2 separate regions of the Homo sapiens genome follow, and region 1 is linked to region 2. A link is a contact called in ENCODE Hi-C or POLR2A ChIA-PET data. All regions are on one chromosome and are shown on one strand. Each heading gives the region's core, a stretch centred on a gene start or an enhancer-like site at or near the end of the contact. The rest is flanking DNA. Distances are from core to core; before and after follow the strand shown. Region 1 overlaps NCOA7 (nuclear receptor coactivator 7). Region 2 overlaps NCOA7 (nuclear receptor coactivator 7).

Evidence for each region. A loop is a pair of places that touch in the nucleus more often than their neighbours do. ChIA-PET counts read pairs that join two places held with the same protein, here RNA polymerase II (POLR2A). Pooled maps may share reads with other maps.
Region 1: a loop to region 2 is called in a map of heart left ventricle, with 1.8 times the contacts of the local background. The contact joins two enhancer-like sites. A Hi-C loop is called at or near these places in 9 of 168 maps with a recorded cell type or tissue (Caco-2, Calu3, K562 and 6 more) and 7 of 50 pooled maps. POLR2A ChIA-PET finds 5 or more read pairs at or near these places in 4 of 52 experiments (Caco-2, MCF 10A, Panc1 and 1 more).

Annotation. Positions count from the first base shown.
Region 1 is chr6:125,912,150-125,916,808 of GRCh38, reverse strand. NCOA7 (nuclear receptor coactivator 7) reads right to left here. Exons shown (of 16, transcript NM_181782.5): 11 at 1,329-1,476. Among named protein-coding and RNA genes, the nearest start is that of HINT3, 42 kb to the left of the region's middle. Within about 2 kb of position 2,793, at least 6 of the 41 ENCODE cell types and tissues checked have a DNase peak (open chromatin) inside an H3K27ac peak, as active enhancers do; they include mammary epithelial cell, where a contact is called at or near this core.
Region 2 is chr6:125,867,952-125,872,085 of GRCh38, reverse strand. The region is part of intron 3 of NCOA7 (nuclear receptor coactivator 7); the gene reads right to left. Among named protein-coding and RNA genes, the nearest start is that of NCOA7-AS1, 51 kb to the right of the region's middle. Within about 2 kb of position 2,430, at least 8 of the 41 ENCODE cell types and tissues checked have a DNase peak (open chromatin) inside an H3K27ac peak, as active enhancers do; they include mammary epithelial cell, where a contact is called at or near this core.

The sequences.
Region 1 (4,659 bases), core at 1,544-4,043, 44 kb before region 2:
TTGTAATGGCACCATTCTCCCTGGTGGACAGGTTCTCTCCAGCAATGCTTGGCTGCCTAGGAGCAGAAAAGTGTGAGGGTGGGTTCATCCAGGATTGCACGCAGGCTAGATGGGTGCAGTAGATGGGAGAGGGGTGGAGGAACTCAGGAGTCCTGGTAAGGATGTGTTTGAATTCATTTACCATCTGTCTAAGCTGGGAAAGAAGAAATGCTAAGTGGGGTTCAAGAGAGCAGCAGAACAGGAAGGAGGGGTAGACCTATTTTTCCTAGTCTCATCTCCCAATTTCCCAGTGCTGCAAGCTTGTTAAGTATTGAGAGCCTATGTTATCCATCATTGTATTTCCAGGGCCCTCGCCTAAAGAAGTACTTGATACATGCTTGCCTGACTGGATGAAGGGAACTGAGGTCTGGCAAACTACAGCTTGTGTATTAGTCCGTTTTCACACTGCTATAAAGATGCTACCTGAAACTGAGTAATTTACAAACAAAAGAGGTTTAATTGGCTCACAGTTCCACATAGCTGGGGAGGCCTTGGGAAACTTACAATCATGGCAGAAGGCAAAGGAGAGGTAAGCACCTTCTTCACAAGGCGGCAGGAGAGCGAGCGAGCGTAGCGGAAACTGCCACTTTTAAAACCATCAGATCTTGTGAGAACTCCCTCACTATCATGAGAACAGCACGGGGAAACTGTCCCCATGATCCAATCACCTCCCACCAGGTGCCTCCCTTGACATTTGGGGATTATAATTATGATATGATTTGCATGGGGACGTGGAGCCAAACTATATCAGCTTGTCAGCCAAAGCCAGTCTACCACCTGTTTTTGTATGGCACTTAAGCTAAGAAAGATTTCATATTTTTTAAGGGATTCAATAAAAATTAATAACAATATTTTGTGACACATAATAACTATGTGAAATGAAACACAGTCATGCTCATTCATTTACATACTATGGTTGCTTCTGTTCTATAATGGCAGCTATGAGTACCTGCAACAGGAACTGTATGGCCTACAAAGCCAAATATATTTATTATCTTGCCCTTTACAAAAAAAAATTTGCTGAGCTCTGAACTAAGGCATGGAGCTATGAGTAAGAATATAAGTAGATTCATCTAGTGTGGTCAGAATGAACTGTGTGCCTGTGTACATAGCGGTGGTGCTGGTGGTGGTGTTTTTTTTCAAACGGAGGAATAAAGTTATTTTCCTCTGTAATTTCATAGGTGCACAGGGACTCTAGTTTCTTACCAGCCTGTTACATGGAATCTGAATGCGAGACTGCTTACTGTACCTTAGGAACTACGACGGTCTAACCCTGCCCAAGTGCTCACCTCCCAGCTCTTGGTTGTTGGCTCACTGAAGAAGTTGTCAATCATGTTCAGTTCTTCCTTCTCCACCACCACAAAGCCTTGCTCTTTGGCATCTTTTCCATAGACATCGGGAGACCACTGAACAAAGAATGTGTACAAATGATCCACCCTGAAAAACACGTTTGTGACAGATGTTAACACCATGTCCACTTTCTTGGCAGGTGCTAGTGTGGACTTCAGTACATAAACCATCTTTTCCCTGCTTGGCAAATCCATTTTACTAATTTGAAAATTTCCCATTATCAAGGTTATCTCTACTTCCATACTCAAAATTAAGAGCCAACAAATAAAGTAAAAGTCCACAGGCACTGCGAAACTGTTAAAACTGTCTTTCAATTTGAGGGAAAGATCAAGAGATGGAATGTAAAACTGAAAAACACAATGAAATATTTATACCAAATATTTTTTCCTCATTGAGTCTTCATTTATTGGATACTTGTATTCATTGAGGAAAAAAATGTAGATCTGAAGCTTTAGCTAGGAACAAAGATAAACAATACTACAACGGGTCTTTATGTAGATCAAAGTACTATTGCATTGTAATTGTAATAAAACATCTTTGACAACTAGAAAGTGTCAGGAATAATACTGGCTACTATTTTAATATTAGAAAGAAATCTAATTTTATTGACGCAGGAATGTTCTTTGCTTCCAACTTCTCTGCTGTCTTATACACATTTACTGAATGAAGTTTCCAAAGTATCTTTCCAGGCTTAATCAATAGAAATATGCCTAGTTCCTGGGAAGAGAATGAGAGCTGTGAAAACTGCAGCTCCTGAAATATCCTCCAAGGTTCATACTATAACCATCACAACAGGAGAAAGGGCAATGAATATAATCAAATGATTCTTAAAGTATCTTCTAATCACTAAATGATAATTTGAATTTGAGGCTACTGTTGGGATAACGTTAACTTATGATTTTTAAAATTTATAATTACATAAAATTGCAATAATATTAATAGGACTAAAACAAAAACAGAAATACCACCGACAATTCTGATATCCTAACAGATCAAACCATTTTTAAGGTTTCTACATTCCTATCTGTTCTTGTCCACAAGTGTACATCGTTTATACAGCTTTCTTTTCATTGCCATCAGAGCCAAGCCATAACTGTTGTATTTAACATTATATACTTTTACCACATTGCTAGTCCTTGTAGTCATGTTTAACAGCTACATTTCATGAAGTTAATAAACCATAATTAGCCTGTATTCCTATGCTGTCAGGATATTTAGTTTGTTTGTATTTCTTTAATTGTATGAATGACGTTACAGTAACTATCCATACAGTGTAGGCCTTTCACTATGGTTCGAATTATTTCCTCAAGATTAGTTCCCAGAAAAGGGATTACTGGGCCAAGGGGCATGATTTTATAGCTTGTGATTCATCCTGCCTAATGGCTCTTGAAAGACTGACTAGTTTGCTGTGACGTCAGCATTGCAGTTTGTGTCTTAAGTTTCATAACAAACTTGCTTATCCTTTTAGTTTATATAAAGTTTTACCTGACTCCATTTGCGTTCCTTTCAGCGTTAAGGGCTTGAACATTTTTCAATATTTTCTTCCTGTCTGTAGCTTTTCTTTTGTGAACTGGATTTCTGTGATATGTGGTATCAGTGTTTTTCTTTTTTTCAATTTGTGGGAGTCTTTATGTAAGGTGGACATTAATAACTATCAAATGTGTTTCCGAGCTGTTGTTTCCCTTTTTATATTAATCATGTCTTTTCCCCCACAGTACAGACTTACCAATTTTCTTATACTTTAAAGGTGTATTTCTTTAGAGAGTTCTCCTTCAAAACATGGACTGTTGTTACCTAAAACAAGGTGTGTATCAGTGTATATGACATGTTACCATTTCTATTACAAAAGTAAATATAGATATTGATAGATACTATGATTGTACATGGGTATGATGGTTATGTTTCAACTTGGTGTGGCCATCCATGGTACGCAGCTTTTGGTCAAACAGCAGCCTTGATGTTGCTATTAAGGTATTTTAAGATGTGATTAACATTTATATCAGTAGACTCTGAGTAGAGCAGATTATGCTCCATAATGTGGGTGGGCCTCATCCAATCAGGTGAAGGCCTTAAGAGAAAATCACAGAGGTCTCTTAAGGAAGAAGGATTCTACCTTCAGACTTTCTTCAGGCTTGATACTGCAATACCCACTCTTTCCCCAGTCTCCAGCCTGACAGCCTGTCCTGAAAATTTCAGACCTGCCAGCCCTTAACAATCACATGAGCCAATTCTTTAAAACAGATCTCTATGTATAATACACACATTTTGGTTCTGTTTCTCTGAAGAACCTTGACTAATGTTATACAATAAACTACTCTGAAAGGCTATAAAAGAAACAGATCCAAATGGTTACTTCCAGGGAATGGAATGGGGTGGGAGAAATACATTTTATATTGTATATATATCTATCTTTAAATTATTTTAATATTTGGAATAGGTAATACATTTATATGATTCAAACATCAAAATTATATTTTAAAAGGCATATAATAAGAAGTTTCCTTCTTACATCCCTGTCTACCCCAAGCCCCATAGGTGACCACTTTATTCACTTCTTATATTTGTAGTGTTTATGTAGATATAAATATGAATATGTATTTTTTGTCTTATTATTATTTGTTGGGAAAAAGCTGAGTGTTGGGAGGGAAACTGAGGCAGGGCTTGCATAGTCCTTTGGAATGTGTCTAGACTTGCTGGCTCCTTGCTTCTAGCCCTCCTAGGCTCCTATTCCTATTATCTCAAGTAGCAGAACATGCTCCATATAAATGCTAAGCCATCACAGCTGTAAATCATGTGCTTAATGCAACGTGCTCTTTTGACCTCCACATTCTCACCACCTGTTTCTTTGTTGGATTACCAATAAATACCGTGGGCCCCCAGAGCTCAGGGCCTTCACAGCCTCCATACAATAGTGATGACACCCTAGTGTCCCACCTTTTTATCTCTCACTGTCTTTTTCTCAATCCTTTGACTCCAATTAGGAGAAGGAAAACGAGTAAATATACATATAGACTCTTAGTATGCTTACCTAGTCCTCCATGCCCACGCAGCAATATGGAGAGAAAGGGAATTCCTAACTTCCGAGGGAACACCTATCAATCATTAGGAAGCCATTAGGCCCCCAAAATTTTCCTTACCTCTGAATCTACTTCCTCCAATCCCTGCCTAAAGATAATTTTATGGGGAAGAGGATCTGCTTGTGTCTCTCCAGGTGACAATCAGGTGCCTGTGTGGGTGCCCACCAAACATCTGAAGATCTATCATGAGCCA
Region 2 (4,134 bases), core at 1,181-3,680:
GTCTAAGATGTTGAGATCATGGAGGTAAAGACCGTGATGATGCACCCATCCTTAAATGTCTTGTGTCTTTTTTTTTTTTTTTTTTTTCTGAGACAGGGTCTCCCTCTGTCACCCAGGCTGGGGTGCAGTGGCACTAACATGACTCACTGCAACCTCCACTTCCCAGACTCAAGCAATCCTCCCACCTCAGCTTCCCGAATAGCTGGGACTACGGGCTCATGCCACCACACCAGATTAATTTTTGCATTTTTTTGTAGAGACAGGGTTTCACCATGTTGCTCAGGCTGTTCTCAAATTCCTGGGCTCAAGTGATCTGCCCGCCTTGGCCTCCCAAAGTGGTGGGATTACAGGTGGGAGCCACTGCACCTGGCCTTGTCTTGTATTTATAGTTGAATAAACCTTCCAGTACAGATGAATAAGCCTGATGAGTTTGATTGTGAGGCAACACTTTTCACTGATGTAACATCACACCAGGCAAATCATGTGCACCTGCCAAAGCCACAAGGCAAATACTATGTTTTACAGTTGGCTCAATAGAGAAGCAAAGAGGATATAATTTAATTGTCTTTATATCATTATAGCTCAAGGCAAGGTTTCATATTACTTCAGAAATAATTGTTTTGCAGTGAGTTGAAAAGATGGTTAACTATGTGTCTCAATGAGTGAAGTCCTGTGTGTCTGGGACTGGGTGCTGCAGCACATAGTCCACAAAGCACTGGAGGTGCTTCTGGCCCTGGCGAGATCTAGGACGAGGCATGAGCTGCCATGGGAAAGGACTGCTCCATTGTGCTTTAGAATGGTGCTCCAACCCTAGTGTTTTAGGTAAGGATCCATACCCATCCCAAAGAGGGCAACTGTCTTCCAATGACACTGACCTTTCCAACTTCAGGTCTCCTCACAGACCTTTCTACCTACCCAAATTCTCACCCTCCCCGTGTACAAGAACCTAAGGCAAATGACGCAAAAGTATCTACTGCCAAGGGAAAAGTTGGCCAAGTGTCCCTCAGAAGCCATTTAGAGCAAACTGAACCTCATACTTGCCCACCTCTGAAATAAAGTCTTCAGAGCAGGTTTTCCCTGGTCCCATAAGGAGTACCTGTAACAAAACTGACCAAACCCCTAGAGGAATAAAACACAGGTCCTTCAGCCTAGCCCATTTCTTTCTGCATAAATCCTGGAGGTAAGAGCTGGAATGGGGAGGAAGAATGGGGTACCTGTGTTGACCTCAACCCAAGTGGATCTTGGTGCCCTGTCCATAAGTCCTGCCACCTCCCTTGCCACACCATAAAAGGGCCTGGAGTGTCCAGAACACAAGACTCTAAGATCCTGCATCTGAGATAATCCCCAATACAAGTTTACAGAAAGAAGACTCCCCTCTCTCTCTCATGAACTGGGGCTAAAAGAAGATGTTACCTAGCAGTATGCCTGGGGCCTGGAGGGGCATGACAGCCAGATGTGAAGATATCCCTTGTAGTGGTGATACTGAAGTCTTGGATGAAGCTATGACATCAAGAGAATGAATAAATTTTAAAAGGAGGCCTGAAGTTTGAGAACAGAAACTAAGGAAGGCTTAGATTTAAGGACTGAAAAAAATATGGCTGATATAAAGGGGGAAAAGCAATTAGAGGGATGGGAAAATGAATGCAATGTCACAGAGGCCATGGAAAAAAGGAAGGTGGTGTTGACACTGTGAAATGCTGAACAGAGGTCCAGAGATGGAAACCCAGAAATGGATGACTGGAATTCACAGAGAGGTTTTGAAAGTAAAGGGAGCTCAAGACAGATGCTGTCAACATCACCAGTAGAGTAGGGGTAAGGTCATCTACTAAAATGTAGTGGACTAAAGACAGGACTGAGGGAGTAAGAGTAATGAGATTTGGAAGAGTTACCATGGCAAAAATGAGGTTTCAAAAATGTGAACATTAAGAAGTAACACTATACTCTGGGGTGGGGGTCTCAACACCGGGGTAACAGGCCACATAAGAAGTAAGCAAATAAGCGGCTACCTGTATGGTTATGATGCACAGAGCAAGGCAGCTGGAGCTGGATGAGCAGTGGCTGAGATACAGGTAGTGAGATGTTGGAATAGTTAGGGGAATGGCATGATGAACTAGTTTCCTACTGTTTCTATAACAAATTACTACACATTTGTGGTTCGAAATAAAGCATAAACACAGATTTATTATTTTACAGTTCCATAGATTAGAAGTCTGGCATGGGTCTCACTACTTTCCTTCTGGAGGGAGAGTAGGGGAGGACTGGTTCCCTTGCCTTTTCTCTCTCTTGGAAGTGGGCTACTTTGGGCCCTGGAAGCAGGGCCTTGAGCCCTGGTTTTTCTCCGAACCAGCATATCTAGCCAGTTCTGCGTCTGCAGGAAGCTTCAGCCAAGGCCCTGCTTTCACCCGCAGAGCCAGCAACGCTGCCTGAGTAGTCTCACGTGCTCTCTCCTGCCTCCCTCTTTCACTTTTAAGGTCCCTTGTGATTGCACTGGGCCACGTTGATAGCCCTGGAAAATCTCCTTAAGGTCAGCTGATTAGCAACCTCAATTTCATCTATAGCCTTGGTTCACCTTTGCTATGTAACCTAACAGGTTTGGGGAAATAGGACATGGACATCTTTAGGGGGTCATTAGTCTGCCTGTCAGAATTGGAGAACAGATCTGTGGGAAAAGACAAAAAAAGAAATTGAGATTCAAATAAGAGATTTTTGAGTACCAAAGTAGTGATGTGAGATGTGGACATTGAGTATGCTGGTGGGGGGGAAGACTGGGGAGGGTGTCAAGAAACGAACTGGCTAGATATGCTGGTTCTGAGAAAAACCAGCAAGAACAAGTCAATACATAATGTCCTTCAAACCGGAGCATCTGGCTCCTGTCACAGGCCCCTGGGGACTGGGTGAACTCAGGACAGTGGACATGATTCATTATTGTGCTTGAAAACAGAATCCGTACAGACATCTGTGAATTCTCTGGATCTTGATTCCATAATTTCTACTTAGATATAGGAAGGGAAGAAAAGATAGTACGTAGCCTTTTTTTCTGTTATTAACAAGTATCTGAACAAGCACAAACAGAAGTTTGGAAAATTATCAGGTTTTTAAATTATATCAGGACCAGTTCTGCATGGGGCTTAAACTTACTATGTGCCCCTTCTTTCTTTACTCACCCATGAACGACCAGCTCTCTCCTCCATCTATTTCTATCATAAGAGCATCTGAAGGGGGTTCAGGAGGCTGACAGCACAGGACCATCAGTAACTCTACTAAAGAGGGAGGATGGTTTCTATGACATCCAAATGAGGGGAATTCAAAGAGGCAAAAATTGTCTGTGTCTCTATAGATTTTTCAAAGAAAGGGGTACCCTGATTTATGAACAGGAGAATCTGTTTCCAATGACAGGCATGTCCCTATAATGGAAACAGATCCATTCAACTATGATTGCTGAAGCAGTTTGATAGTATTAATTATAAAATCAAGTCATGTACCATCTCACTTATGTCATCAAACACCTTTCTGATCACAGGTTGGTTTAGGGGTCAAAATGAGCTGGGTTTAACTAGCAACCATGACACATTTTCATAGCCACGTGATATTAATCAAGTTAGCTAAATCTTTGTGCAACGGTTTAGCTGTAAAATGAAATGCTGAGAAAATTAAGCTGATTCATACAGTGTTCATCTCAGAGCCTGGCACAGAGCACATGCTTAACAAATGCTATTGTTATTTATAATAATGTAGTCAACACAAGTAAATAGCAATGTGAATAGAGTAGTATGTTAAAACAATTATAAACCATGAGCAAAAAGGTTTCATCCAGAAATACAGCAGTGATATAGTATTAATATGATAAAGCTTTATAAATTGTTTAACAGAGAAAAAGAATCTGATCATTTTGATACATGCTAAAAAAGCATTTGACGAATTAAACAGCCATTATTGTATTTTTAAAAAGAACAAAAAAATTCCAACTGTTAGAAAACTAAGAATAGAGTGAACTTCTTTAATGATGAATATTTATTCTTGATATTCACTAGAAATATGCTTCTGAAAAAGCAATGCAACGCTAAAGAGTATATACGAAAAGGAATTTCTTCATAGGAATGAAAACTGAATGACTTCACGATGTCACTTCCAGGT